3 separate regions of the Homo sapiens genome follow, and regions 1 and 3 are each linked to region 2. Evidence: read pairs that join two places in POLR2A ChIA-PET (ENCODE). Cell type or tissue: MCF 10A. All regions are shown on one strand.

Evidence for each region. ChIA-PET counts read pairs that join two places held together with the same protein. Peaks named below come from ENCODE experiments on the same cell type or tissue, not always from the same donor. Only the 100,000 strongest peaks of a DNase experiment are listed, where the experiment ranks them.
Region 1: POLR2A ChIA-PET joins it to region 2 with 6 read pairs; 2 of 35 experiments call an interaction of 5 or more read pairs at or near these places.
Region 3: POLR2A ChIA-PET joins it to region 2 with 5 read pairs; 1 of 35 experiments calls an interaction of 5 or more read pairs at or near these places.

Annotation. Positions count from the first base shown.
Region 1 is chr5:78,917,774-78,925,773 of GRCh38, reverse strand. All of the region lies in intron 4 of ARSB (arylsulfatase B), which reads left to right. Among named protein-coding and RNA genes, the nearest start is that of ARSB, 64 kb to the left of the region's middle. In MCF 10A, no CTCF peak of the experiment used is centred here; no DNase peak of the experiment used is centred here.
Region 2 is chr5:78,696,492-78,704,491 of GRCh38, reverse strand. The region is part of intron 4 of LOC124900191 (a long non-coding RNA gene); the gene reads left to right. Among named protein-coding and RNA genes, the nearest start is that of LHFPL2, 52 kb to the right of the region's middle. RefSeq lists a cis regulatory region at 4,477-4,487 and enhancers at 4,410-4,554, 3,886-5,085. In MCF 10A, no CTCF peak of the experiment used is centred here; DNase peaks (open chromatin) are centred at 4,441 and 4,731.
Region 3 is chr5:78,521,274-78,529,273 of GRCh38, reverse strand. All of the region lies in intron 3 of LHFPL2 (LHFPL tetraspan subfamily member 2), which reads left to right. Among named protein-coding and RNA genes, the nearest start is that of LHFPL2, 120 kb to the left of the region's middle. RefSeq lists a silencer at 7,414-7,708. In MCF 10A, no CTCF peak of the experiment used is centred here; DNase peaks (open chromatin) are centred at 2,063 and 3,013.

The DNA of each region.
Region 1 (8,000 bases), 220 kb before region 2:
ACAGGGGACCAGTGCCAGAAATGGTTTGAAAATTTAGATCTTTTACTTTCCATTTCAGGTGCTGCAATCATAGTATCACATGGCTATGTGAATAGTAAAGTGTCTTGTTTACGACAGAACATACTGTTCTGAAAAGTGGGGAGGTATATCTCATTTTTAGGGGCATTCCTTTTTCTTAAATTCTACCCTGTGCTTTGCTTAGTAATACAGTTATTTATAAAAATTTATAGAACTGTAACAGAGGTAAAGAATTCTCAATCTTGCTACTTCTTTCCTCCCAATAGTAATAAAAAGGATTTAGGCATCCTTGCTAGCTTCTCGGAGGCAAAGTCCCTGTGAAGCTATGAGACCTTCATTATCACATTCCCACTGCTTTGTCAGCTTATATTTGTGAGGAATTTAATCAGTTTTATTGCTGTATATGACTGGAAATGAATGGCATTTATTTTCTCTGCAGGGATTTATTTGCTTTTTTCCTTGGGTGGCTATTCCTTTGTTGATAATATTTTCCCAAGTCTTGAAGCACTAATTGATTTTGGGACTTAAGCAAGATCACTTTTTACATTGAATGCAGAAACTGTGTTCCTATGGATTAGGGCACGGTCTGTGTAGCCATCAACTGGAGATCCTGCTGAGAACTGTAAATGAGGAAGAAATTATGGGTCATGATAATAAGGTGTTCCAAGTCTCAAGATTCAGACAGGAGCAGACATAAACAGCCTCTTCCTTGGAGATATGCAACCAGTCAGCCAAGGTGTATTTTCTTAAGCATTGAGGCCTTGAAAAACATATGGAACTTTGAGAATATGTTTGCAGGTGTGAAAATAATGGTCGGTGGATCTTTCTCCCTGTCATGTATATATACAGTGTGTAGAGAGTAAGAGACACATTTTGGAAAAGAAAAATGATTTTAATTGTTGGTGTTTCAGGACAATGCTTTGCTTTTAAAGTTACATGTCATTATCTCAACCCCAATTCAGTCTATTCCCTGAAGCACATTCTCCTTGCTCTCTTACTAGTCTTAGCTTTGGGCATATATTGCTCATCGTAGGAACTTGGTAATAAACCTAGATTTAATCGTAACTCAAAGAATACATGAGGACTTTATATCACTTTTTGATTTCAAAGACTGCTCAAGTCAAATGACTGATACGGAAATGTACCAAAAAGATTCCAGGTCCAGTCAATTCCTTGGAAAATATTGTTAATAGTAGACTCAACTTGGCATGTTGGGAACAGGGAGAAGGTGGGAAGCCAAGGCTGGGCAAAGCCATAGATAGGAGGCTGAGCTGGCTATAGGACAGGCTCCAGAAAATTGACAAGGAGTCTGACTTATCACGGCCAAGTAGACATGGCAGGTTTAGGACCCATCTTGGAGAGACTGTGTAGCACAATGATTAAATCGGAATAGAGGCTCTGTAATTGTACAGACCTGAGGCTCAGGCCCTCATTCTACCACTTACTAATTTGGTGATATGGATAAATTACTTTTCTGAGCATCTGTTTTGTTATCTGCAAAATAGGGATAAAGCTTGCTCAGCGGACTATTGTGAGGATTAAATGAGAGAATTCACATAAAGCACCTAGCACCAGGCCTGGCATAAGCAGGAATTTAATAAATACAGCTATTATTATTATCTTCATCATCATCACTATCTGGGCTTTTGCCATTTTGCACTGGTTGGTGAGGATACTGCAGCAGTAATCTCTGGGCAATTACAAATATTATATCCATGTTTAGGTTCCGTAGGTCCAGGAAGAAGCAGGATCATATTCAGCCATGCTATGTGGACAGAGCCCAGCACCCCCTGGAAAAGGAGGTTCATAAGGGCTGGGCAGGCCTTGGAACCTCGCTTTCAGGAAACTGGAATGTACATTTGGAAAGCAGGCAGATGCCCACACATAATACTGTAGGGTAGCAGAGAAAACTGTAGACTCAACATGAAGCTGTCAGTCTCTAGGGCCTGAGCAGAGCTGAACCTATTCACTGAAGTCCTCAGAATTTGCAACTGGGTAGGATTGGGGCAAGCAGGAGCTAATGACTCAATAGCCAATTGCTGTCTTTAAATCTTACTGAAATTCTTAAAACTATTGAATGGCAGCATTTTAGTTTTAAGTCTTTTCCAGAATGTGAGGTAGGTATGTTATTCTCTGTTTTTCAGATGACGACGTGAGCTTAAGGGACTGTGATCCATAGTTAAAGCAAAAGCCACAATTGCATCCTTCAGCTCCAGGCTGTCATTTAGAAACCACACTTACTAAGACAGTGTCTCTTGTAGACGCGTCTATGCATCACTGCAGATGCTTGAAGCACCATATTTTGTTCCAGCTGCTGCTATGGTGACCAGGTCAGAGCAGGCTTTCGTGAGTTTCTCACAGGGGCAATCACAGTGCCTTGCCCTGAGCCCATGTTTTCTGACACTGAGGGGCTCACATGTGCATAACCCAGGTGTGCTGGGAGTCAGTGCCCATGGGGCCACACTTACTCATTGGGAACCAGTGGATGGATGTTTCCCCCATGGATCCCCCAGCTGTGAGATGAATCTTATTGGAATTCTCAAAGGGTCCCAGTGAGATGGAGCATGAGCCACCTGTGGCGGTGGTCAGCCAACTTGATAACACATCCAGGTGTTGCTTTTTCCCTCCCTCCCTGTTTGGCTCTCCCAGCCTTTCCCTCCTGCTCTCTGGGATCACTTCCAACATAAACTACCTACATGCAAACTTCTGCCTTTGGTCCAAGCAAAGATAATTTCAAAAAGCGTTTCCTTATAGTCACATGTTCATACTGACTCCCTTGTCCTGACCAACTCACAGCAGGTTGGAGCTTGAAAGATTAAGAATCTGTTATTATAGTCCAGGTGCGGTGGTTCATGCCTGTAATCCCAGCACTTTGGGAGGCCGAGGCGGGAGGATCACGAGGTCAGGAGATCAAGACCATCCTGGTCAACATGGTGAAACCCCGTCACTGCCCAGGGGCAGCTCCAGAAATGCTAAGAACCAAGGCCTGGAATCAGGGATATCAAGAGTCAGCTTGGTACTTTACCTCACTGTGGCTGAGCTGATGCTTAAGCTGCAAGACAAAAGTCCGCTTTACAATTCCCTCTCCTTTTCTCAAGCAGAAGACATCCCTCCTTATAGGCACCACAGCTGGGAATGTGCTGGGTCACACCTGAAGCCAGCCTGGCTCTGAATCCCGTTCAAGGCCTACTGCAAGTACTGCCTGGGTATTGCTGCTGACTATTCAGAGCCCAAGGGCTCTTAAGTTAGCAGGTGATGAATGCTGCCAGGACTGGGTTCTTCCCTTCAAGGTAGTGGGCTCCCTTCTGGCCCAGGATATATCTAGACATGTCCTCCAGGAGGTAGGGCCTGGAATGGGGACCTCAGGACTCTGTCTGGTGCCCTATCCTGCTGTGGCTGAGCTGGTATCCAAGTTGTTAGACAGAGGCCTCTTTAGTCATCCCTCTCCTCTTCTTGAGTGGAAAGAAGTAGTCTTTCCCAGGGCTGCGAGCTGCACTCCCTTGGCCATCCTAGCTGGTGTCTCAGTAGGTCACGTGCCCCCTCCTCCCCCCCCACCAAATCCACTGGCTCTAAGCCCAGCATGGTATTAGGATTTGCCTAGAAATTGCAGTCCTTGTACCCTGGACTACCTTAAAGTTTATTTAGAATCCCAGAGCACTTGAGCCCATGGTGGTGAGCCTTGCTGGAACTTCGATTCCAACCACTGGGATTGTTGATCCCCTCTGGCCAGGGCTGGTCTAAATGCTCCCTCCACGGGTGCCAGCTGAATTCTGCCGGTGTTGCTTTCCACTGTTTTAGGGCAGCACTGAGTTCCAGTGCACAGTCCCACAATCGCTACACCTTCCTTCCCCCAAGAACACAGATTCTGTCTCTGTGCCACGCAGCTGCTACTGGGGAGATGTGTGAGGCATGGCAGCAATTCGTGACTGTCTTTCCTACCCTCTTCAATGCCTCTTTTAGTGATATGAAGGAGACATTTAAGTGATATGTCTCAAGATATTTTTGACTTCCCTTTTGATTTCTTCTTTAACCCATTGGTTATTCAAGAGCATGTTGTATAATTTCCACATACTGTATTTGTGAATTTTCCAGATCTCTTCTGTTACTGATTTCTGGTTTCAAAGCATTGTGGTCAGAAAAGATACATGATATGATTTTAATCTTCTCCACATATGTAATTTTAAATAGCCACATTAAAAAACTAAAAAGAAACACGTGAAATTAATTTTAGTAATTAGATATTCCGTATATCCAAAATATTATTTCAGTTTATAATCAATATAAAAAGTTATTGATGAGATGTTTTACAGTCTTTTACACACACATATATACACATACATATGTATGTACATACACATATATGTGTGTGTATACACACACACACACGCACAGTCTGTTGTGTATTTTATACTTACAGAACACCTCAATTCAGACTAGCCACATTTCTAGCCGCATGTGCCCAGTGGGTATTGTTTTGAACAGCTCAGCTCTAAAGGAAGTGAGCTGGAAGATGGTTGGTGGTCATTGGAGAGTGAGACTTGAAACTGAGATTGTGGAGGGTTTGCAAATATTTATAATCTTAAGATCTAGGATACAACTCTGGGATTGAGTTTCTTTAGCAGAGTGGAAATTTAGATCATGGAAGGAGAAAAGGACAGGTCATTGAGCGTCCAGGTTTTGGGAAAGATCATCTGTGTCAGCTTTGAATTCATCAAGGTTTATGAGAGAGTGGAGAGACTGATAGGATGTTAGGTCTTAAAATCTTCAAAAGAGAATCTACAAACTCCTGGCAGGTCTGATCCAGGAGTTTGTAAATCCCTGTAATCAAGTAGTATAGTCTGATAGCATGGGCTTCTAACCTGGCGGGGCAGCAGTTAGAAAGGAGGGTGGGAAAAAGTTAGGAAGTGCAGTAACAAGCAACAAGGCTGCAGAGGAAGCAGTTGTCCTCTGGGGAGAGCCAGATCTCAATGTGAGCCAGAGGTTCTGGCTGTAAGGACTTCTGATGGTGATCTATGAGGAGCTGAAGCACAGAGGAATGGTTTTAGGAGTCAGATCACCAGATGTGCAGAGCTCTATGGGGACAAGAGTCCAGGTGCCGAGGGATGCTCACCCCATCCCCTGTGGTGGAGGTGTGTCCCCCACTGCTGTCCCAGCCTTATTGCCTTCTGAGGGTTCTGATAACCCGCCGCAGGTATGGCCTGTGGCTAGCAGGGTAGAGGACCACTAAGACCTAAGTCTCACAGTGTATCTTTCTACCCCTGACTTCCATCCTGTCTCCTGTTTGAAGTGTTGCTCAGATGACTGCACAGTAGTCTTATTCCAGATAAATGACTTCATCCAGAGTTCACTTTTAAATAATAATTTATTTTATTTTTTATTAGAGACAGTCTTGCTATGTTGCTCAGGCTGGTCTCAAACTCCTGGGTTCAAGCGATCCTCCCACCTTGGCCTCCCAAAGTGCTGGGATTACAGGTGTGAGCCACCGCATCCAGCCTATTTTATTTTTGAACCAACAGTGCACAAAGTACAAAATTTTAAAATGACAAGAGCATCTGAATGAAAAGTAAGTCTGCCTCCCTCCAGCCACCCAATTTCTTTTCTCAGAGAACACACTTGTTACCCTTTCTGGAATTCATTTGTAACAGGTGGCTCCTCTGTCCAAATTCCCTCCTCCTATCTCTTGGGGGTTTGGATGTGAAGCTGGCCTTTTTTTCCCTGAAAATGCATTCATGCTCCCTAGGACACTGGCTTGCCAAACAGGAGTCTGGGCACTTAGCAGCCAGTGCTCTGTGCAAACCAGCCAGTGCTCTGAATTCAGATGAGAGCTTTGTGTTTGCCTTATTGGAAAGCCCTTGATTCCTGGGCTTCTAGAGGTATGTATCACTCAAAATCTCTGCAGTTCTTTTAGGGTAAGTGAACGCTTTACTTCTTCATCTATTAGAAAATTATTCTCTCAGCAGGGTGCGGTGGCTCACTCCTGTAAACCCAGCTCACTCCTGTACTTTGGGAGGCCGAGGCGGGCAGATCATGAGGTCAGGAGTTCGAGACCAGCCTGACCAACATGGTGAATCCCCGTCTCTACTAAAAATACAAAAATTATCCGGGTGTGGTGGCACACACCTGTAATCCCAGCTACTCAGGAGGCTGAGGCTGGAGAATCACTTGAATCCGGGAGGCGGAGGTTGCAATGAGCCAAGATCGTGCCACTGCACTCCAGCCTGGGTGACAGAGCGAGACTCCCTCTCAAAAATAAATAAATAAATAAATAAATGAATAAATGAATAAATAAGTAACTCTCTCAGTGGTTCCTCAATGCAGGGCTGCACACTAAGCACACAAAAGTGAATCAAACTTGACCAAACTTGGGTATTTGGATCATACATGAACTCTGCCTGAAGTCCAATCCCAGGCTAGCTACTGGCACTGGCAGCTTCTCCACATTCAAGAACCACGGGGATGTTGCAAGTGCGCTGATGTTTGTGGTAAGCAGACATTAATGGAATAAGGACTATGTGGTCCCCACAGCTTGCCCTGTCATGATCATTCTCCAGTGTGGGTCACAGGTTCACCGGAACATCAGCTAACATGCTGTATAAAGTCACAGCAGGTGAGCCCACGAGGGAATATTGAGCTCCATTCTCTCTGCAACTCCACCTTCTTCTCTCAGATTGGAGAGTGGGGTTCCTAGCTTCCTGTATTGAAATTGTAGCCAATCAATAGGAAATCTCACACTTATGGAAAATCCCAAATCTTAATTGACTCTGTTCCTTATCCTCTATTACCAGTACTCAACTGCAGCATTTTATGTTGCTGTTGTCATGCAGAAGAGAAAGGATTAATCACGGTAACTTTCATCGGCAGAGGGGTGAAACAAATGAAAAAAATGTTCAGGCACTTAATGCTTCTGTGAAAACCCAATTAGCACCCCTTCATGGTTATAATTTCTAATTACTTTTTGAACTGAGAAAAAAATGTTCTTGCTAATTAGCTAATTATTTGGTAGTGACCTTTTGATAAAAATTGCTTTGACTCTAAAAATGTCTGAAGAAGAGTTACTTAATTTAATAAATCACTGTTATTCTAACATTTTAGAAAATCAGGCATTAAGAAGAGGTCTTGAAAGTTTCTAAGTTTCAGAAATACCATGTTGGGTTGAAAGTTCTTTAGATGTGTATTTGTGCATGCATGTGTGTGTGTGTGTGTGTGCACATGATATTGAGATTTTTGCCACTTAAAATTTATGAGACTAATGTCAGTTGTTAGCAATAGAGAAAACTGGGCTTGGGGCATATGGAAACTTTCTGCAACATTTCTGTATATCTAAAACTATTCTAAAATAAGGAATTTATTTTTTTCAGTGTAAGAAAGTCCCTTGAAATAAAATTTGATACAGTCTGCAATGAACTGAATTAAAACATCCCTGAAAAGTTTCTATAAAGTTTAATTCCACGTAGAAAATAACTTAATAAAAAAACCTCACAATGTGTTGCCTTCCTAAAGCTTCTGACTTCAGCTAACAGAAGCATTAAGAGTAGTGGTTTTAATATGTATGTAATAGTGCCATCAGAAATCCCTAATGTGCAGATATATTAACTATAAAATTACATGTCAAATATTTAGTTGCTGTATTTAGAAGACAATACAATTCCTAAGAGAAACAATAAGCCTATTTACTAATACATCTATTTTCTACACCTCAGTCAAATTTATAGTTAAAAACTAGAATGAATTGTCTTTAGGGTTGAAAGCCTGTCTCATGATGCTGATGAGCCAGCGTAAGGAAGTGTGGTGACTGTTTGAGTTGTGTCTGTCTCTTGGTCTGTTCTCTTATAAGTTTCTAAGAAATTAACTGATGGTGGCCAAATTTGATTGAAGTATATCTAGTCTTCCTTGATTCCCCCTTGAACCTGTGGTTTAATATTCCACCTTTAAACATAACTGCAGGCTGGGCACAGTGGCTCACTCCTGTAATCCCAGCACTT
Region 2 (8,000 bases):
TGGTCTCAAACTCCTGGCCTCAAGTGATCCACTTGCCTTGGCCTCCCAAAGTGCTGGGATTACAGGTGTGAGCCACCACACTTGGCTCCCAGTCATGATTTGATTATATTTACTTTATAATTTATAATTTAATTATATTTACTTTCAGTAGCGAACAACACCAGTGATTCCTTAATAAAGAGGTGGAAAAGAAAGAAAACCAATATTTTCTGAGCAAGACTAAGATCTTCACATGGATTATGTCACTTAATCCTCCCAATACTCATATGTAGTAGGTCATATTATTATTCCCATTTTACAGATGAGAAATAAGAGGCTCAGAGAAATTAAATAATCATTCAGGATATCAAGCTAGTAAGTGGCAGAGCTGGAATCAAACCCAGGCCTAGAATTCTGAACATTCTTCGCTCTGTTGCCCAGGCTGGCCTGAGGCCATCCTTCTGCCTTGGCCTCCCAAAGTGCTGGGCTTACAGGTGTGGGCCACCAAGCCTGTAATAAAATTTATTTAACCACCACTCCATTCACACAGTTAGTTGTTCAATCTTTCCTATTAATAAATAGTGGGATAAAGAACACCCTTATACATAGTTTATTTCACATGTGTGCAAGAGTATCTGTACATTACATTCCTAACAGTGAAATTTCTGGACCTAAGTGATGGTGCAATTATAATTTGGATAGGTGTTTTCCAAACTGCCTTCCAGAAAGTTGGATATATTCACACTTCTACTAACAATAACACAGTACCTGTCTCTGGAGCCCCTATCTGATTTTTCATCTGTGCCAGTTTAACAAGAGAAGATAGTACTTAATTATATTTTATTATATTATTATGATAGTTTTAATTTGTATTTCTTATATTTTGTATAAGGGTGATCATGGGTTATTGGTCTTTTTCTTAATGATTTGTAGGAGCTCTTTATACATTAAAGGATTTTCTCCTTTATTTCTATTTTGAACTGCACATTTTTTCCCAGTGCCTTTTCTTCTGATTCTGCTTATGCAGAGGGGTTGCCATGCAGAAATTTTTTCTTTTCATGTTCATAAAAGACAAGTTTGTCAGTCTTGTCTTTTATAGTTTCTGAGTCTTATATCTCTATACTACTAGATTACAAAAAATAAAAGTGTCCTTTGTTTCTTCTAGTAATTGTATGGTTCTTTTACAGTTTCAACTATCTAGAATTTATTTTGTTTGGATGGTTACCCAGTTGTCTCAATATAATTTTTAAAATGATAATTTTTCCCTACTGATTTGAAAGCCAGCTGACTCTATACTGAATTTTCTGTTTTATATTCAGAAATGGCATTTCTGAGGCAGGAGGATCACATCAAGCCATCCTGGGCAACAGAGTGAAAAATGTTTAGGCTGTTTCATTGTGCTTGATGACTATTTGTATTAATATATAAATACCACACAGTTTTTCTTATTATATTTTGATAATATGTTTTATTATCTGGTAAGGCTTATGCCCTGATCACTTTTCTTTTTCAAAATGGCAAGTTTGTTTATTTTTAATTTCACCGTGGTTCTGGGCCCATGCCTAAGGGGGAGACCTGGCTCTCCAACCTCGCTTATGTGTTCTTCCCCAGCCCCAGTCCTTAGGGTCAGGTTCTCTATGCCATTGTTCTCTGCACATTCAGAAGATGGTTTAGTAGAAATGTGAGCCCCTGGCCCAGCACAGTGGCTTACTCCTGCAATCCCAGCACTTTGGAAGGCTGAGGCAGGAGGATCTCTTGTGTCCAGGAGTTCAAGACCAGCCTGGGCAACATAGTGAGACCTCATCTCTACAAAAAATAAACAAAATTAGCTGCACATGGTGATGTGCACCTGTAGTCCCAATTACTTGGGAGGCTGAGGCAGGAGGATTGCTTGAACCCAGGCCATCAAGGCTGCAGTGAGCTGAGATCATACCACTGCACTCTAGCATGGGCGACAGTGCAAGACCCTGTCTCAAAAAAAAAAAAAAGAAAAAGAAAAAAAAAGGAAATCTGAGCCCCCTTTATCCATTTCCCCTCATTGGAGGCTTCCTTAAAGGCCTTTACCAATAGTGTTTCTAAGTCCTAGGGGGATCTACGCTCCCCTGGACAAGGCACAGGGCTTCTTAAAGTACGTCTCTTGTTCAGGTTCTCAGAATAAGTTCTGAGGTTTGATGTTTTTCTCCAACTAATGTCAAATAGCAGGCCTGTAATTTTCCCAAATTTAAGAGTATTTTCCCCTGGCTTCCTGGCTGGCTCAGACTTGTGAAAATATTCTCAATTTCAACTTCACTTCCTTTAACATTGTGCAAGACAGTATGTGGCAAAACCCTAGAATATAAAACGTTTCTGACATTTTCACTCAGTAACTTGCCAATTTCTCATTTGATTCTTTTTTCTTTTTATAAAGACAAATTAGAAAGCAATCACTCCATAACCTTTGGCTTTGTTATTTCTTTATCCTTTGTGCTACCCAGTCCTATTTCCCTATCTATCACTCTTCTGTATTGATTTTGGATGGTTTGGTGTTTGCCTTTGTGCTTTGCAAAGAAAGCCATTGATTTTGAATAGATCTAGAAATGTTGGGAGCTCTTGGCGATGTACCCAATCTTAGTGTTGTTACTAAAGGTATTAGACATTGCCTTGCAAGTGAGTTTATTGTCTCAGTCTATGATTATGGAAATAAAGACTGCTAACAGCTATTGGCAAAGACCTTCAGAGTTATCATCTGCCTATTCATGACAATAAGAGCTAGGAGATTGACCTGCTAAATGCCCTACTGAACCGCTGATGACAAGTATGTCTTTAATTTCAACTCTAAAAAATAGGATATGGTGTAACAGAAAGAGAACTTTGGATAGAAAATCAGGATACCTGGCTGGGTACGGTGGCTCACGCCTGTAATCCCAGTATTTTGGGAGGCTGAGGTGGGCAGATCACTTGAGGTCAGAAGTTTGAGACCAGCCTGGTCAACATGGGGAAACCCCGTCTCCACTAAAAATGCGAAAATTAGATGGGTGTGGTGGTGAGTGCCTGTAATCCCAGCTACTCGGGAGGCTGAGGCAGGAGAATTGCTTGAACCAGGGAGGTGGAGGTTGCAGTGAACCAAGATTGTACCACCGCACTCCAGCCTGGGTGACAGAGTGATACTCCATCTCAAAAAAATAGAAAAATTTTTAAAAATTAAAAAGAAAATCAGGAGACCTTAATATAGTCTTGATGTGCTCTAGCTAGGTGGAATTCCTCCCCAGGCTCTGGAGAGTAAAGCTGCTGAAGAACTCATGAACAGGAAGTTGTAGCATATAGGCCATTCAAAATTGTCTCTAGGCTGGGCGCAGTGGCTCATGCCTGTAATCCCAGCACTTTGGGAGGCTGAGGCAGGTGGATCACCTAAGGTCAGGAGTTTGAGACTAGTTTGGGCAACATGGTGAAACCCTATCTCTACTAAAAATACAAAAATTAGCTGGGCATGGTGGCATGTGCCTGTAATCCCAGCTACTTGGGAGGCTGAGGCAGGAAAATCACTTGAACCCAGGAGACGGAGGCTGCAGTGAGCCGAGATGGTGCCACTGCACTCCAGCCTGGGTGACAGAGTGAGACTCCATCTCAAAAAAATAAAGATTGTCTCTAAATGATAAGGGCCAGAGATAATGTGGGTAGCTAGGGCTATCTTATCCTTTTATCTTTCTTGATCACATATCATCCATCGGATTTTCACCCAGTCTCTGGAGTCAATCATATGACAAATTAGGTGGCCAAAGGGCAAACAGTAGAAAAAAATGAAGGAAAAAAAATGTAAGTCATCCCCAGGCTAGAGGACCATATGTTGAACAGTTGAGAGGTGCCTATAAATGTGTGGGAAGGCTGATGGGGAGGGGTCAAGTCTGCCAGCTTCCCAGCCCCAGAGACGGTGCCATGGGATGGGCATAAGGAAGCCTTTGCCCAGGACATGTCTAAGGTATCCGCTGTGGCCCACTTGAAGCCTGCCAGGCGTACCTGCCCGGCTGTGTCTTCCCTTACTTAAGGCCACTCTTGTCGGTGGCCCTGCCTCTGGTGGAGTAAGGAGGTGCTCTGCCATATAAAGCACTTTTGATTTCATGGGCTGACTATGATGGTGCTCCAAGGGAGTATACCAAAATCAGAGATGTTCCTGCTCTTTGACTCAGCAATTCCGAGGTAAAACTTGAGAGAGGGTTAATTTGAAAAATTGGGTTTTCATTTGCTTGGGCTATGGAGCAAAATGAGATATACCTTCCATGTCCCCCTGAAACCATCCATAAATTCTGCGATTCTCACAGGAAGGGATAATTTTAGTGAAACTGAGGAAGGAGCTCACCTATGTGGTAAGGGGTAAATAAATAGGAGGCTGAACAGTGAGAGCTGTGATGACACTCAGGCTTGCAAGCTGATTCACCTACCAGTCGAGCAAGACTGCCCCAGGCAAACCTTCCAAAGCAGAAGGAGAAAAATGTCTCATGAACACTCACCCATGTGACCTGAGGCTGAGTCATCCGTGGTTAATTCCGATTCATTTATGCCTTTTATCTTTCTGGATATTCAGGGAAACAAGGGTCTTTTGTCCAGCTAGAAGCCAGACATCTTTTTTGAAACCATCTTGTTCTTGAGTTGCATCTAATGGGCCATCCTCACATTGGTGAGTCACTGTGTCTCAGGCCAGCCTTCCACCCTCATCCAGCTCTTCCTCAACCAGAGTGGCCCCAACTCTTTCCTCACTGATTGCGTGCCTTCTGGGTACTGTTTGTGTGCTGGGTGTGGGTGTGGCAGGGAGCAGGCGGTCTCTCTCCTGTGGGTGAGCACATTTCCAGGCTGATGAGGAGAGACCCTGCCCACATCACACCCTAATGTACCTTACCCCACTCTCCTTATCTGTAAGATGACTCACATGTACTCTCGGTGGAGTATTTGGAATCCTGGAATCTTATAACATTCAATGCAACTTGTTACCTCCCACAATTGTTACCTCACCCAATCTTTGATTGAAAGAATAAAGCAAATGTAATATCCTGGGTATCATCTCAGTTCAGGGGAAAAACCAGTCTTCTTTAATCTGATAAAGGAGACTACCTAAATCCTACCGAGAATGGATAAGTAATACATGATTTTATATATATATATATATATAATTTATTTATTTATTTTTTGAGTCGCAGTCTCACTCTGTCGCCCAGGCTAGAGTGCAGTGGCACAATCTCAGCTCACTGCAAGCTCTGCCTCCCGGGTTCAAGCAATTCTCCTGCCTCAGCCTCTCAAGTAGCTGGAACTACAAGTGCCCACCACCATGACCAGCTAATGTTTTATATTTTTAGTAGAGATGGGGTTTCACTGTGTTATCCAGGATGGTCTCGATCTCCTGACCTCGTGATCCACCCACCTCAGCCTCCCAAAGTGCTGGGATTACAGGTGTGAGCCACCACACCCGGCCATGATGGAATATATTAACCAATAGTGAAAATAAAGGAATTACAGCTACATGAAGTAAAATGAATAAATCTTAGAAACAATGCTGAGTGAAAAAAACTCAAGTCCTGGAATCTCTCTGGATAAGAACATAGCAATTGTATAAAGATAAAATCTAGCTACGTGAATATTATAGATATTTTGGTAATTTGTAGAAAACACTGTGTGTGTGTGTGTGTGTGTGTGTGTGTGTGTATTAGTTTCCTGTCACTGCTGTAACAAATTACCACAAACTTGGTGGTTTAAAGCAACAGATTATTATATTATGCTCTCACAGTTCTGTAGGCCAGAAGTCTGAAATCCATTTCACTGGGCTAAAAATCAAGGCCTTGGCAGCACTGTGCTTCCTCCAGAGGCCCTGGGGAAGAATGTGTTCCTTGCCTCTTCCAGTTTCTTGTGGCTGCCAGCATTCCTTGGCCATATCCCTCCAGTGTCTGCTTTGTGGTCACATGGCCTTCTCTTCTGTAGTCGATCCTCCCTCTGCCTCAATTCATTAGGACACTTGTGATTGTATTTAGGGCCCAACTGGATAATCCAGGATCATCTCCCCAGCTCAAGAGCCTTAACTGAATCATATCTGCCAAGTCTTTGCCATTCACTGTAACATTTCCAGGTTCCAGGGATTAGAATGTAGGCATCTCAGGTTCATTGTTCAGCCTATCACTGTGTGTGTGTGTGTGTGTGTGTGTGTGTGTGTGCATGCGCATTTTTTTCTTGGAATGATAAATACCAAGTTTAGCAACAGTGGTGCTGGAACAGATTTGTACAGGCTTGCCACAACCGACTACACACATCTCTTCCAGCTCCGCACTCAGTTACTTTAGGTTGGTAGCTTGACATCAGTCACATGGGATTATTTACACCATGGAAGTTGACAAGAACTGCAAATCAGTGTTTTTTCCCAGAGAACTGGTTTACACTGTCAGTAGCGTGGTTACCTTCTTAGTGGGAAAGGCAGAGGGGTGGAATTAGGTTTGGTAATGCTTTAGTTTTTAAATTGGATGGTGTGTTAACAGGTGTTTGTTTTACTATTATGCTTTAAATGTACATAGGTTTTTTTGTGGGTTTTTTTTTTTTTTGAGATGGAGTCTTGCTTTGTGACCCAGGCTGGATTGCAGTGGCTCAATCTCCGCTCACTGCAACCTCTGCCTCCCAGGTTCAAGCAATTCTCCTCCCTCAGCCTCCCAAGTAGCTGGGATTACAGGCCTTCACCACCATGCCTGGCTAATTTTTTTTTTAAGTAGAGATGGGGTTTCACCATGTTGACCAGGCTGGTCTTGAACTCCTGAACTCAAGTAATCCACCTGCCTCAGCCTCCCAAAGGGCTGGGATTACAGGAGTGAGCCACCATGCCCAGCCTGTACATAAGGTTTTATATACAGACATAATACTGATTTTTTTAAGAGAAAAAATGGAAGGCAGCAGGAAGTTTCTGATCTTTCAAAAAAGAAATAAAACAATACCAAAGGCTGGTGAGAATGTGGAGACAGTGGACCTTTCATATATTGCTGGTGGGGATGTAAATGACACAGATACTCTGAAAAATAGAAAGGCAGTTTTCTTTTCATTTTGTTTCTCTTTTTTTTGAGATGGAGTCTTGCTCTGTCGCCCAGGCTGGAGTGCGGTGGCATAATCTCGGCTCACTGCAGCCTCTGCCTCCTGGGTTCAAGCCCTTCTCCTGCCTTGGCTCCCAGGTAGCTGGGACTACAGGCGCACGCCACCACACCTGGCTAATTTTTCTATTTTTAGTAGAGACGGGTTTTCCCCATGATGGCCAGGCTGGTCTTGAACTCCTGACCTAAAGTGATCTGCCTGCCTCGGCCTCCCAAAGTGCTGAACCCCCAAGCATGAGCCACCATGCCCAGCCAGGATGGCAGTTTTCTACATAGCTAAACATATTCTTACTATCCCAGCATTGCACTCCTGGAAATTTATGCCAAATAAATTAAAACTTATATCCATACAAAACCTTGACATAATGTTCACTGCAGGTTTACTTGTAGTAGCCCCAAACTGGAAACAACCAAAATGTCTTTTAATAGGAGAATGGTTAAACAAGCTATTGTGCTTAATTATTGATACATGCAAAAACTTGGATGGACCTCAAAGGCATTATGCTGAGTGAAAAAAAGCCAATCATGAAAGGTCACATATTGTATGGATTTATTTATATTGCATTCTCAAAATGATAAAATTATGAGTCACCATGCCTTATCTGAAGCAAGCTTCCCCATTATAATCTGATCATCAGTATGGGGAGCAAATACAGTGTTTCTTCCTTACCCTGACCTGCTGGACTTTCCTCATCTGCCCCTGCTTTTAAATCTCTGTCCAAAGCTGCCTTGATGCTCTTTATCATGGACACTGAGCACAGAGCAGCAGTTTAATAAGATTTCCTGACAAAAGCAGCCCACTGAATTGGATGTTTTCTCTCTCTTTCTTTTATTATTGTATTTGAATTTCCCCCTAGCCAGATGGCTGATAACAATTCTGTTTCTCTTCTTTTCCAATAAGTAAATTCCAGACTCAAGAATATCCCCTCAACA
Region 3 (8,000 bases), 180 kb after region 2:
CACTCTGTTGCTCAGGCTGGAGTGTAGTGGCACAATCATCGCTCACTGCAGCCTTGAACCCCTGGGCTCAAGTGATCCTCCCACCTCAGCCTCCTGTGTAGCTGGGACTACAGGCGCATGCCACCATGTCTGGCTAATTAAATTTTTCTTTTTTTTTTTTTCAGAGACGTGGTCTTGTTATGTTGCCCAGGCTGTTGAACGCCTGGCCTCAAGCAGTCCTCCCGTCTCAGCCTCTCAAAGTGGTGGGATTACAGGCATGAGCTACCATACCTGGGAAAAGTTTTAAAGTATGAAAATACTTGCCTTTGACAGGGCTCTGCCAATTAACATTTGGCTTTCAAAAAACAAGCTGTTTTTATCTGTTAGCATTAGGCTGGTTAAAATAGACGTATCTTGGTTGTTGGTATTTATTAACATCTTTTGAATGTGGATGCTTGTGACTGTCTTGGGTGTTGAAGGGAATGCTCTATATTTATTGATACACTTAAATGGCCATTGCCTCAGTTTCCTATTTGTGAAACATAATAGCACCTACCTGACAGCTGTGAGGGAGTTAAGGGGTGGTGCATTTAGTGGGTACACATACATAACTGTGCCTGCTGCTTTGGTAGGGCCTCTAAATGGCACCATCATTGTTAGTTATTGCTGCAGAAACACATTCTATAACCAGTGTACAAACATGGTAATGAGTTAACATGAATACAATAGAGCAACGGTCCCCAACCTTTTTGGCACCAGGGACCTGTTTCGTGGAAGACAATTTTTCTATGTATGATGGGGTGGGATGGTTTCAGGATGAAACTATCTCAGATCATCAGGTATTAGATTCTCATAAGGAGCATGCAACCTAGATCCTTTGCACACACAGTTCACAATAGGGTTTGTGCTCCTATGAGAATCTAATGCCACTGTTGATATGACAAGAGGCAGAGCTCAGGTGGTAATTCTGGCTTGCCACCACTCACCTCCTGCTGTGCAGCCCAGTTCCTAACAGGCCACAGACCGGTACTGGTTTGTGGCCTGGGGGTTGGGGACCCCTGCGATAAAGGAGTCTTAGAGCATAAAATGGAGAGTGTGTCAGCAGAGTTGAGTTAGAACAATAGAACTTGGAAGCCCATAGCAGGTACAGTTCTGTGACTAAGTGCCCACAAGAAATGCATTGGTTTAAGCATTTCAGTATTGTTTTATGTTACTGGGAGCACAGTTAAGCCAAAGAGAGATCCAATTTTAGACAGATAGTGGTGGTTCAGAGATGGAAAATAGCTGGCAGCTCCAGGTTCAGAAAATCAAGGAGGGTTATCAGAACTGAGAAACGAGAAATAAACAGTAGAGATCAATGACCATTGGATGTTACTCTTAATCGCTTACACTCCTCAGGATTCAGAACGAGAGGTGTTGCTGACTTCATGTTCTTATCCAGGCAGTTCAGTAAATGCCATGTATCTGAATAAATAAAGCTTGGGGTAGGGTGGGGACCAAGATGGGTAGCTAATTTTCCCAGCTGAATGATGTTGTTTAGTCTGTCTTTTGCTGGGACTAGAAACTGTTGTAATATTACAAGTTGAAAATTTCACAATCTTTTTTTTTTCTTTGTGAAGTAAAATCTGAAATCCTTCGTCCCTTGACTTCATTAGAAGTGCAGTGAAACTGGCCTTCTAGATCTGTTTCCAGTCAGAGGACTTTATATACAAAGTTCGTGAACACAAAAGGGTCTGGTGAAATAACGAGATGGGAGGCTGGTCCAAATTTCTGATCCTTTTGAGTTAAAAGTCATTCTGAGCAGTGGCTGTTGACTGTACCACCCAGGGGGCAATCTGCAAGTGCGGTTGTCATTTATTAGCCTTCTTTACTTCTAGGCTCTCAGTGACTTCTCATTTGAACTTTTGGAAAAAAAAAAAAAAAAAAAAAAACTCCTCATCAGCATTAAGAGCTTTCCCGAAGCTTGATCTTCAGAGTCTTGCTTCCTGATTTCCAGACAGAACTGAGTTAAAAACATAGTAACTGGGTTCGTTTGTTTTCCTGTCTCCAAGGCGTTTGGCCCCATGTTAATCTTCCCAGCTGAGGCAGGAGAGGAACACTTAGTCACTCACACTGCTCACTGACATGAGCCAGCAATGGAAATGGTGACTTGACAAAATGCTGGCCGGGGAACTGGAGTTCTCCTTCAAGCAGGACCAAATATTTCCCAAATTAATTCTGACAAAGCGAATTTAACATTCAACCTTCTGGAGTTTCTCAGAATAGTTTAGGGTATTTTAAGTCAACTCTGTATTTGTTGCCTGTTATTCAAATTTCTAACCTCAACTACCTATTGGGTCCTTCCACATTGGCATCAAATAGTTTTCTTTTCCAAGCTGGGCTATGGATGTTTTTATCTTGTGAAAATTCCCCGGGAAAGCGACGCCATGGTGATGTCTTTGATTGGATGTTGGGGTCACATGGAGGGTGCTGTGTAGCCTTCAGGAAAGAATGGAGGTCTGTCTTGTCTTCTTCATTTGGTTTTTGAAGTGCATTCAATTGACAATAACATAATAATAGCATATCATGGTAAAAAATCACTCGCCTCCACTGGGTTTTTGTGTGGACCCAACTTGGGCTCAGAAGATTACAGATGGTTGGGGCACATTGTTGAATGTTAAAGTGTGCAGCCTTAAGCACTAGGCACAAGCCCACTGCTATTCTGGGTTATTTAATTTACTTTGATGAGGAAGGAACGATCTGGTGCATTTGAATGACAGAATAGATAACTGCATATCACTGGGATGTAAGTATAACATGGGTTCAGAAGAAGACCGCAAAGACAGTATTTCAGTAAATATTGCCAGGCTTTGTCTCACAAAGACTTGGTTGTATTTCTGAGTGGCTAATTAGGAGGTGTTTTCAATTTAATGTTGCATTCGCTATGAGTCAGATAGAAAGTCAAGATGATTGTTTTTAACAGCTTATTTCAGACTTCAGCTACCGGAAAAAGTCACTGACTATTTCTAAACCCAAGGAGATTTGAGTGCTGATTGACTCACAGTATTTGTGTTCCAGTGAGTCCGTCCACACCCAGCCTGTATGTGACACACAAACTTGGAGTGTGGGGAGGAGTGGGGAGGCAAGAAAATGGAGTGCTCTGTAGAGTGGTGGCGGGGGCCAGGGCTACAGAGGCCAGCAGAAGAGGCAGAGAGCGGGGCTTTGTTCAGTTTCCTACTGAGGGGCCGGGGAACAGCTAGTGGGAGAGACCCAGGTTTGAAGCCCCTGGCACTGGACTTGGGGAGGCTGGGGTGGCTCTGCTGCCTTCTTCAGCAGGCTCAGATAGGAAGAAGCTGGAAGGCAGCTCTTGACCAGAGAGGAGGCTCTATCTACCGTGCTCACACTTTCCTACTTCCTTGGTGTTGAGCCATATTACTTTTCTTCTTAGCTCCATCACAACTGTCCTCTGCACCTTGCAGTGGCCATTTTCAGCTATTTAGATACTCACCAGCTCTCACTGTGGTATCCTATTCCCAAACGCAGCATGTTTATTTTAACTTGTGTCTTCAAGCAGTTTTTAGAAGGTGCACACTTTTACCTTTTCCTCTTTGTGTCAGGATATTTCTCCTTAGTCTGTATCCGTTTTCGCATTTCATCTCTTTTCTCTTTATTCTCTTTACTCCCCACTTTATCCTCCAAGGGATGAAAACAACTTGATTTTTATCAAGGTGAGTGTTAATAAGTGGCCGTGTGTTTCTAACACACTAGCCTTTGTGCCCTGTACAGACTGCTTAGATGTGAGCTGTGTGGGCATTCGTTCTTATTAATGACCCCATGAATGACCTGCTCAATTCATTTTTCCAAGGTTATGGATCTGTGACTTTTCTTTAACCATTATCATTGCTACCATTTACTGAATGCTTACTCTGTGCATTACAGTGCTTTATGCAAAGCACTTTACATGTATTCTCTCATTTAGTCTTCATCTCTACCCTATAAGATATCCTCATTTTATAGCTGGGGAAATTGAGGCATAGGGAGATTAGTGATTGCCCTGCTTTATTCTGCCAGTGTGTCCTATAGTCAGCATTTGACGCTCATCTCAGTCCCTGGGTCTAAACCACAGCAGTACCTTCTGGAGCAGGATTGTCCCCTGGGAACATTCAGCAGTGTCTAAAGACATTGTTTTTGGCCACGACTGAGAGCGCGCTACTGGCATATAGTGGGAAGAAGCTAGGAATGCTGCTAACCATCCTTCAATTTATAGGACCAGCCCCTGCAACAAAGAATTATTCAGCCCCAAGTGTTAGAAGTACTGAAGTTGAGAAACCCTGTTATATCTAGAAACATTTACCTTTAATACTCAAGGAGTACCAAGTATTAAATATCCACACAATGTTCTGAAGTTTTAATTATTTCAAGAAATATTTATTGTTTGCATAGTTTCAAACATTTAAAAAATACTCAACAGGGAGAAAAATATGTAACTGTTTCCAAAGAGAAAACATTTCATGAGATTCCTAACTTTTGAGATTCTGAGGATGTCTAACAATTTTTTTTTTTTTTTTTTTTTGAGAACAGGGTCACATTCTGTCCCCCAGACTGGAGTGCAGTGGTGCAATCTTGGCTCACTGCAAACTCTGCCTTCTGGGTTCAAGCGATTCTTGTGCCTCAGCCTCCTGAGCAGCTGGGGCTACAGGCGCCCGCCACCACACCTGGCTAATTTTTGTATTTTTAGTGGAGGTGGGGTTTCACCATTTTGTCCAGGCTGATCTTGAACTCCTGGGCTCAAGTGATCCGCCTGCCCTGGCCTCCCAAAGTGCTAGGTTTACAGGCATGAGCCACTGCGCCTGGCCGGATATCTAACAATTCTTATACCTCCATTGTGATATTATTGTTGGAACAGAGCATGACATTTGAATAATTACGCCAGACATTTTTTCTTTGGTTCCCACTTAGAAGCTGTATACACATAAATTCTCTGCTAGATGTCAGTAGGAAATTCTAAAATTGTGAAACTTGGTGTCTTGGGCTTATTGGGTCCCATGAGTGAGTGTGCCCGAAAACCTCACTGAGCAGCCCAAGGGAAAAGGCTGTGAGGCCGAGGAGCATAACCTGGGCGCAAGGTGAGCAAGGCCCGGGTTTTCCTGAGAAGGAGGCTGGGTGTGGGTTCTGTGTGGAGCGAGTCTTGTAGCCTTAATGACAACCTTCTGTTTCTGTGTTCTAGTCATGTGCTCAGCCCCTCTGCTCATCAGGCAAAACCGAGTGTTCCCAGTTGGAGAAGTTTAAGGTCTTCCTGTTTGTCTGAACTCCTGGCAGCGAAAACATAGACATCTGTGCATTGTCCGGCTCGTTTCCTTCCCTCAGCCCCCTGCCCAGCCCCTCCACAGCATCTACACCATTGTATTGTTCACATTCTTCCTTATCTTGACCTTGTACTAACTGCCTGTTTATTGTAATGACTCCTCAGATAAAGTACTGCTTGGGACTTTTTTCTTTTAATTAAATGTTTGGGGTTGAGAAATTGAGAATCTAGTGAAACTGCAGCGCGCAACATTTTGAAGTGTATCTCGGGCCACGGCAAGACTGACTTCAGTTCCTGCTGGACTCATTACTTCTTTTTAGGGGGAAATGTTTGTTTCTCAGGCTGTGACTGTCAATGACGTCCACTGGCCCCTGTGGGCCATTGCCACCCTCATTCTGTCCTCGCCCTTGCCTTCTAGGACCATCCCCCCTCATTCTTCGCCCTTGGCAGGTTATCTCTGTGGCAGGTTGTCTCTTGTCCTCTGTCTCTTTGGCAGATTTCCCCCCTTTGCCTGTCTCAGGCAGATAGCATCCCCAGGGTACATTCTGGTCCTCCCGCCTTCTTCTACCCCCTCACTGTGGGGGAGCTCCATCCTACCCCAGGCTTTCTGTACACTGAGAGCTCCCAAGTCTCCTGAGTGCCTAACATATTTAAAGTAGTTAAGGGTCATTCTAGTTCCTCGTAAACCATTATAAAAAGTTCACAAATAATCCTGTGAGTTAAAAAGTGAATTCGAATGGGTACGAGGGGCTGTGAGAACATAAGGTGAGTTTTAATTCTTCTGTTTGAAATTCATCATACTATATAGCTAGCAGATATGCCTGGGTTAAAAAATCACTCGCCCCTTCATTTTCCATTTTTACTTGCAGAAATACACACACACACACACACACACACACCACAGACACACACACGTGCACACGCCAGAAAAGGGTTATCAGCCACTTCTGTCTTGCTGAGAACATAAGCAGTGTCAGCATGGTCCACCCTTCTTGACTTCTATTAAGAAGTGTTTTTATGCGACCATCTGGGGTTATACAACAGATGCAGAAAAACGTCAACCTTTTCTCCCCCCTCAGCTACAACTCTCCCATTTGAATTAACCGTCTGTTTACTTCCCAGATATCATATCCCTGATAAAACCTTATCTTGGTTTTCTCAAGATTCTCACCCCTCAGTCCTGCCCTACCCACATCAGGGCACTGAGTTCTCAATGACCTAGTTATGGTCTTCAGTGGCTCAGGTCTTTATTATATCTGTGTATTTCCTGATTCCAGTGTTAATAAGTTTCCGGAGGGCAGTAAGAGTATCTTCAGGTCTCCTTCCCTGCCTTCCCTCTCCACCCCCATTGTCCAGTACTTCAACCTTGGACAATTGGTTGTGAACAAGGGTTGGTTCTAGAGGTGTCTGAATTGCCTTACCACTTTAGAACTTCAGTGCTTGGTTCAATAAAAGTTGGCTGTTAGTAATCACAGTGATAAACAAGTGTCAGCAAACGTATATTAACGTGAATTCTTTGGTTTGGGAGGTCAGCAATGTGAGAGACTCCTTTTTAAAATTTTTTTTTTATTTTGAGACAAGAGTCTCACTCTGTCACCCAGGCTGAAGCGCAATGCGTGATCTCGGCTCACTGCAACCTCAGCCTCCTGGGTTTAAGTGATTCTCATGCCTCAGCCTCCTGAGTAGCTGAGACTACAGGTGCCCGCCACCATGCCTGGCTAAATTTTTGTTTTTTTTAGTAGAGACAGGGTTTTGCCATGTTGGTCAGGCTGGTCTCAAACTCCTGAGCTCAGGTGATCCACCCGCCTGGGCCTCCCTAGATTACAGCTGTGAGCCAACATGCCTGGCCAATGTGACTCCTTTTTAAGTGCTTTAGTTTTAGCTGATGTTTAATGAGTATTATTTTCAAGAAGCATGAGTTTTGGTGAGAAGAGAGGAAAAAGCAAATATTCTGGGTTCTGGGAAAAATTATTTTTGCAGAATTGATGCAGCTTTACCTATTACCTCAGAAATCCATCAGGTCTGTTAAGAGCCTGGGCCCTTGGTTTCCTGGGGTGGGAGTAGGGGTCGTATCTGCACACAGCATAGGGTTATTGCTCTCCTCCGCATAGCCAGCCGTAGAAGGTCTGCATTTTCATTCCTGCCCATATCACAAAGGCCTGAGATGGTTCAGCACTTCCTTTTATGAATGCCCATCTCTGCTAAATGGCAGATTGGAGCAAAAGTCAGGAAATTAGGAGGAGTGAAAGTGGACGTGTTTGGGTCATTCTTGTTGTTGACATAGCTTTATTCTCACAACCCAAGCTTTCAGCCCACCTGTCAATTTAGGATGTGCGTGGCTGACTGCCAAGTAATTTATCTTATCAGAACCTCTCACCCCTGACCTTTGCTATTGGTGATTATCATGCTAATCAGCTCAGTTTTACTGAACCTTATAAAATATTGCCTTTAACAGCATGGGAGGCAAAATTTTTTTAAAAAAATTTAAATCTATCCATGGTGTTGTTGATAATGCCAAATAAAATTGCAAATCACTTTAAATTAATGTCATCTCAGTAGCTTAATCACCAGACTATTGGGTTGGAGTATTAGATTTTAAAACATCATTTGAATCATTTAGTTGATAACAAAACAAGACATTTTATTAGATCATTAATAAAAATACTCATCAGAAATTGCCCCTGGATAGATGTAAATCTGCCTTCTAGGGCCATTTATAACTGATGAGAGAATTGTA